Linked DNA regions of Homo sapiens: region 1 is linked to region 2. The links are chromatin contacts, found by Hi-C or POLR2A ChIA-PET in ENCODE. All regions are on one chromosome and are shown on one strand. The core of a region is the stretch at or near the end of the contact, and the rest is flanking DNA. Distances in the headings are between cores, read along the strand shown. Region 1 overlaps FAM193A (family with sequence similarity 193 member A). Region 2 holds the start of RNF4 (ring finger protein 4).

What was found. A loop is a pair of places that touch in the nucleus more often than their neighbours do. ChIA-PET counts read pairs that join two places held with the same protein, here RNA polymerase II (POLR2A). Pooled maps may share reads with other maps.
Region 1: a map with no recorded cell type shows a loop between it and region 2 (4-fold over the local background). The contact joins the enhancer-like site here to the promoter of RNF4 in region 2. A Hi-C loop is called at or near these places in 3 of 37 single-sample maps with no recorded cell type and 3 of 50 pooled maps. POLR2A ChIA-PET finds 5 or more read pairs at or near these places in 6 of 52 experiments (GM12878, H1, MCF 10A and 3 more).

Annotation. Positions count from the first base shown.
Region 1 is chr4:2,597,139-2,600,167 of GRCh38, reverse strand. All of the region lies in intron 2 of FAM193A (family with sequence similarity 193 member A), which reads right to left. Among named protein-coding and RNA genes, the nearest start is that of FAM193A, 62 kb to the right of the region's middle. RefSeq lists enhancers at 1,561-2,513, 2,514-3,029. Within about 2 kb of position 1,352, at least 15 of the 41 ENCODE cell types and tissues checked have a DNase peak (open chromatin) inside an H3K27ac peak, as active enhancers do; they include GM12878, where a contact is called at or near this core.
Region 2 is chr4:2,467,784-2,470,817 of GRCh38, reverse strand. RNF4 (ring finger protein 4) reads right to left here and starts at 1,712. Exons shown (of 8, transcript NM_002938.5): 1 at 1,560-1,712. It overlaps LOC107986250 (a long non-coding RNA gene), which reads left to right and starts at 1,867. Exons shown (of 2, transcript XR_001741551.3): 1 at 1,867-2,418. RefSeq lists enhancers at 1,070-1,189, 1,234-1,806, 1,490-1,849 and a silencer at 2,000-2,169.

The sequences.
Region 1 (3,029 bases), core at 103-2,602, 130 kb before region 2:
CCAGCACTTTGGGAGGCCAAGGTAGGTAGATCATTTGAGGCCAGGAGTTTGAGACCAGCTTGGCCATCATCACGAAACCCTGTCTCTACTAAATACAAAGATCAGCCAGGTGTGGTGTTGCGCGCCTATAGTCCCCGGTACTCGGGAGGCTGAGGCATGAGAATCACCTGAACCCAGGAGGCAGAGGTTGCAGTGAGCCAACATCGCACCACTGCATTCCAGCCTGGTGACAGAGCGAGACTGTGTCTCTAAAAAAAAAAAAAAATTAGCCAGGTGTGATGGCGCATGCCTATAGTCCCAGCTACTCGGGAGGCTGAGGCACGATAGTCTCTTGAACCCAGGAAGTGAGGTTGTAGTGAGCTGAGATTGCACCACTGCACTCCAGCCTGGGCAACAGAGCAAGACTCTGTCTCAAAAAAAAAAAAAAACTATGGCAAGAGAAGACAAGCAAGTGAGCTACAAAGACAGACAATGATCAAGATGAAAGTTTGAAATGGAGATTTCTTAGGTTTCCAGGCACGACTATGTCTAGGACGTGATGCTAGGATGGGTCAATCTTGGAAGAAGAGGTCTCCAGAGAAATTTGCAACGTGCAACTGTCAGGCAAGATGTTAAGATAAATTCCCACCAATATTCTCCTACAACTGCTGATAACAGAATGCTTATCTAGAAGACAGCAATTCAGCCCCACTTCCCCTCTGGATGCAGAAAGCTGCAGGAGAGCCGTGCACTCTGAGCCCTGACCAGAGCCCTGACCAGAGACAGAGCAGGACAATTGATAAAATCCTATCTCTGGGCCATCAGAGAGCCGAAGTGACCAGGCTGCCGGAGGGAACTACACAACAAAGTGCAGCAGCCCCTCCAGGGAGAAGGGGACACACTTACTGTTTCACCTTTGACAGAGGAAGGAAAGTGGAAGGAGGCCATAAAAGTGGTTAGAAAAAAAAAAAACAGTTTAACTTTAAACAAATTCTGAAAGGTTGAGAGTGTCAAGTGTGGGAGTCTAACCCCTGGAAAGCCCCAAAACGAATGTTCCCACTCATTCCCAGGAGACCTGCACCCAAGTCTCCAGCTAATCCACTAGCAGAGAGGAAGGAAACATGCCTTTCTCCTTGTCCTGGAGAAAGGCGTGTGCCACACACAGGCCAGGACCAGCACAAGACACGGGGCCGGTCAGACCCCTGCAGATACAAGGCAGAGTCTGGCTGCCACCGGGCAGAGGTGGGCTCGCTGGGAAAGCTGCCCCCAAGGCCGTGAGCACAGAGCTGCCCAAGAGTCAGGCTAGAGGGGGGAACTGAGAAGATGCCACCATCGGAGACCTTGCCAAGGAGGAAGTAGAGAGAGACTCCCCTCTACAGGCCCACACGAGCACGCACAGTGCTAGAGACAGCCCAGCTGAGGCCAAATGCACTGACCTGGCCTCCCAGGTGCACAACAGGACACAGGAAACAACCTCAGCCTGATGCTCTCTGCACACTGTCTGGCATTTGACCAAACAGAACAAGAGAAACAGAAAGCAAGAACCAATAACGTTTAAGGAAGAGATGATAATACCAATTCTAACACAGTCTTCCAGAAAGGAGAAGAAACAGGAACACATTCTAACTCATTTTATGAGACCCCGAAGGCCACTGTAAGACAAGAGGCCTACAGACAGCCTTCATGAGCACAGATGCAAAAATCATTAACATAACTTTAGCAAATCAATCCAGCAACACATAAAAAGGATGTCCACAGAAGAAAAATAATGTTCATAGCAGCTTTTTTCAAAATAGCCCAAACGTGGGAACAACACAAACATCCATCAATTAATTGGTGAATGCATAAATTGGTTTATCTGTAAAATTACTCAATAAAAAAGAGAAACTACGGATGCATGCAACATTTTGGGTAACTCTCAAAAGCATTATGCAAGTTACAGAAGTATATGTGACACTCTGGAAAAAGCAAAACTGTAGGAACAAAAATCAGGTCAGGCCAGGCGCGGTGGCTCATGCCTATAATCCCAGCACTATGGAAGGCAGAGGCGGGCGGATCACGATCGAGACCATAATGGCCAACATGGTGAAACCCCATCTCTACCAAAAATACAAAAATTAGCTGGGCATGGTGGCGCGTGCCTGTAGTCCCAGCTACTGGGGAGGCTGAGGCAGAAGAATTGCTTGAACCCGGGAGGCGGAGGTTGCAGTGAGCCAAGATTGTGCCACTGCACTCCAGCCTGGGTGACAGAGCGAGACTCTGTCTCAAAAAAAAAAATTCAGGTGAGTGGTTACCAGAGGCTAGGACGGGGGAAGGGAAGTGACTACCAAGGGGAACAAGGGGATTTTATGGGGTGATGCAAATGTTCTGTAGCTTAGCTGTGGTAGTGAACATTTTTTAAGTAAAAAAAGAGTGAATCTTAATGGAAGGTAAATCATGTTATTTTTTTAAAGGCCAGCTCCAACAAAGAGGCTGACCTACAAAGCAACAGCTGGTCCGAATCCACAAACACAGGCCAACACTACACCTCTGCTGTTCCCAAGGTCACTGTTTCTGGTGAGGAGAGAATGGCTCATCTGACAAACTATCCATTACCAAGACAAGCCGGGGGCTGGGAAATGAGATCCTCCTCCAACGCAGGCAAGACGCACTGCAGGGAACCATAGGCACTTCCGCTGGCCTCTGGACCAGGGCAAACAGCAGAAGCCTGTTCCCAAGGGCAGAGGCAGGCTAAAATACAAGAGCAGGGCTGGAGTCGGAAGAAGAGCTGATAAAGTTTAATGAGAAAACAAACCAACCACCACAAAAAGCAAAGAAAATGGTATTGGTAAAAAAACAAACAAAAAAACCACACAAAGAAAACCATAAAAATAGCTGTCTTTGTAGAGTTTATATTCTAATGAAGAAGAAAGCAAACCAAATGAGTAAGTAAAATACATAGTATGTTAGAAATAAGTGCTAGGAAGAGAATTACAGCAGGAAAGCGGGACATGCGGGAGGGGCCGAGTGAGAAAGTAATTCTGACAATGAGACCCCAAGGATAGAAACTG
Region 2 (3,034 bases), core at 463-2,962:
GCAAAACACAATAAAATGAGTTATCTCTTATTCCCTCCATCCTCACCCAGCTACAGGAGGACCACGACTGTTTACTGCTGTATTCCAAGCAGAAAGGTTGGCATACAGGAGACCTCAAAAATACGCTACTTTGATCTTGAGGAGAGTGAAAAATCTTACTCATTTTATGTACAAAGCACAGATGTGCATACATTATATAAAAAGAAATAGTTTACGTATGGCATTAAGATTTCATGAAGATTAGAAAAACAATGTTTACAAAAGGTCCTTACAAAGGTAGTAATTCAAGAAAAGATCAATAAACGATGTGTTAAAGTAAGATTTTTGGAAGCTCAAATTCAGGCAATACAAAAGCCAGCAATATATCTTGCTACTCGAATGCCTCTATTTCACCTCAAACTCACAGATAAAACTGAACCCAATATGTCCTTGTCCATTAAAAAGCAAATCACCAAGAAAGTAACAAAAGATTCCCTTCAATGTCTCTTTTATTGACAGTGGTCCCAAAACTCCTGGTCAATGAATTCAAAACCCAAATCTTGCAGGTAGGACTTAACCTCATCTGCTGCCAAATAGCTGGCTATGTGACCTTGGGCAGACCACTTCACTTTTCTGGACCTCAGTCTCCCCAGTCAGTTGGACAGTCTAAGCCAGGCTCCAGAGCTGAGACCCTACGTCTGGCTCAAGAACTTGGTGCAGAAACAGAACGAAGATTATTAAGTTTGTGAACGTCTATGGGAACTGACAAGTGAAAGACAAAAGCTGAAATCCCTACCAAAACGGCTTGCCCAAGCTCTATCCTTTTCCCTCTTCCCTCGATGGATCAAAGGCGGAAAAGCGGTGTTTACTAGCAACTCTGTTTCGGGTCGTGAGAATCTTCATACACCTGTCTATAGGCGCGCCAGAGCGGTGAAGGGCCCGAGCGGTGCAGGGCTGGGCCGCAAGCCTCACAGTCGCACGTTCCACCAACCACCAGCCGGGGCCCGGAAGCGCGCCCGGAAATCGAGGCCCTACTAAGTTTTAGACTGCGACCTCGGCGCCCCCACGGTCAGGCCCGCACCCGTACTCAGATCCTCCCGACCTACAAAAGGCCCCGCCACGCGGCCCACGCACCCCGGCAAACTCGCAGGCCCCACGATGGCGGGGCGGCGGCGCGAACACACAAAGGAGGCGTCGTCAGCGGGGAACAAAAACCCTGCCCGGGTCTTCCCCCTAACAGCACATCCTGCCCGACTTTCCAAGTGACCTTGGGGGCGTTCCTGCCCCTCCCAGAGTCTCAGTTTCCCTTCCTAGGCTAGGAACTAAGCCCCATGGCCGCGGCCCCCCAGGGTGAGCCGAGACCCAGACGCAGACCTCCTAACTTCTGTTGCCCGCGCCAAGCCGGGCTCGGTGCGCCCGCGCGGACGGCAGTGCGAGCGACCAGAGCTGGCTCGAGGTCCCGGGCTGCAAAGCCTCGGCTGGGTCAAGCCGCGCAGCGCGGCTCCCCCAAGAGGCGCGGGCCGAGGCCTCTGTAGGCCGCGAAGCTGCCTAAACCTCGCATCTGCAAGGCCCTGACTTACCGCTGCTTTCCCGCAAAGCTCGGCCTAACCTGGAGCTAGTTAGGTCCGCAGGCGCCACCGCCGGCGCACTCCGGAGAAGAAGCTCCTTCTTCAGCCGCCCAGGAGAGCTCCTCGAGAAAGATGCCGCCGCCTCAACAGCAACCCACTTCCGCTTCGGAGGCCTCGGCTCCGCCCCCCATCATGTCCCCATTGGCCGCCCGCCTACTCTACTTCCGCGGTCGGCCGGGTAAGGACAAATTTTTTAATCCTATTGGATAAGAAAACCATCTGTTACCACTTTAAAACGCGCCTCTTTCCGCCCCCGCCCACAATCGAGCGCACTAACTCGCACCTTCCGGCAAGAGACGGCGCGGGCGCGCCCCGCCCGCAAGGTTTTTCGGGAGTCACGGTCTGAGGGCGACCCGGGCGACCCGGTCGCCCGTGCCCGGCTGCCACTGACCGCTCCAACGCCGCCAGGGACGACCCGCCAGCTGCCTCCGGAGCCGAGCAGGCCCCGAACCTTCCCATTCCTAGATTTCCAGCCGCACAACAGCCGCGGTGCCCCTGGCTCGACGCAGCTGGCCGGAGGCGCGGAGCTGGTCGTTCGTCCCGCCCGCCGTTCCGCGCCCCTCTCCCGGCTCTTGTTTCCTCGCCTCTTAACGAGGCCTTTGTGAGGAAGGTTGCTGGGCCTTGGGACTCTGACGATCGGCTGGAAACCAGGCCTGGCCCTGTTTCAGCATCCCCGCGTGCCAAGCCCTGGGCCGGCGTGCGGGTCCCTGCCCCTGCGAGGAAGCTGGGACTTTTGCAGGCCTGGGTGGAGACGTGTACATAACAGAGGAAGAGTGTGGAGGATTGGAGGACTCAGGGCAGCACGGCAGAGGTGCATGCAGGTCCCCGGTCGGACTGGAGAATGGGCGGTGGGTTTCTTGAGCTCCAGTCCCTGAGCTCGACTTTGACGTGGGTTTAGCAACCAGGAAAAAAGCCCACCTTGTCCCTGCTGCCTGAGAATACCCAGACCTTAGTCCATGGCCAGCATCTCTGGTCCCTCGGCACCCTCAGGCAACGTGAAGGTCACCCCAAATGCCTTGGGTTACATTGTTTCCTTACAGTGAGTTTGTTTGTTTTAGTGGCGCGATCTCGGCTCACTGCAAGCTCTAACCTCCTGGGTTCACGTGATTCTCCTGCCTCAGCCTCCCGAATAGCTGGGATTACAGGCGCCTGCCACCACGCCCGGCTAATTTTCTTTGTATTTTTAGTAGAGATGGAGTTCCATCATGTTGGCCAGGCTGGTCTCGAGCTCCTGACCTCAGGTGATCCACCCTCCTTGGCCTCCAAAAGTGCTGGGATTACTGGTGTGAGCCACCTCGCCCGGCCACCTTACAGTGAGTTTCTAACCTCGAAAATGGAGTCAAATAACGGAATGACAAGGCAGATAGAAACCAGAGCATTAACGTTTTTGTGTTGCATTTACAAACAATATGTGTTTGCTATTTTTC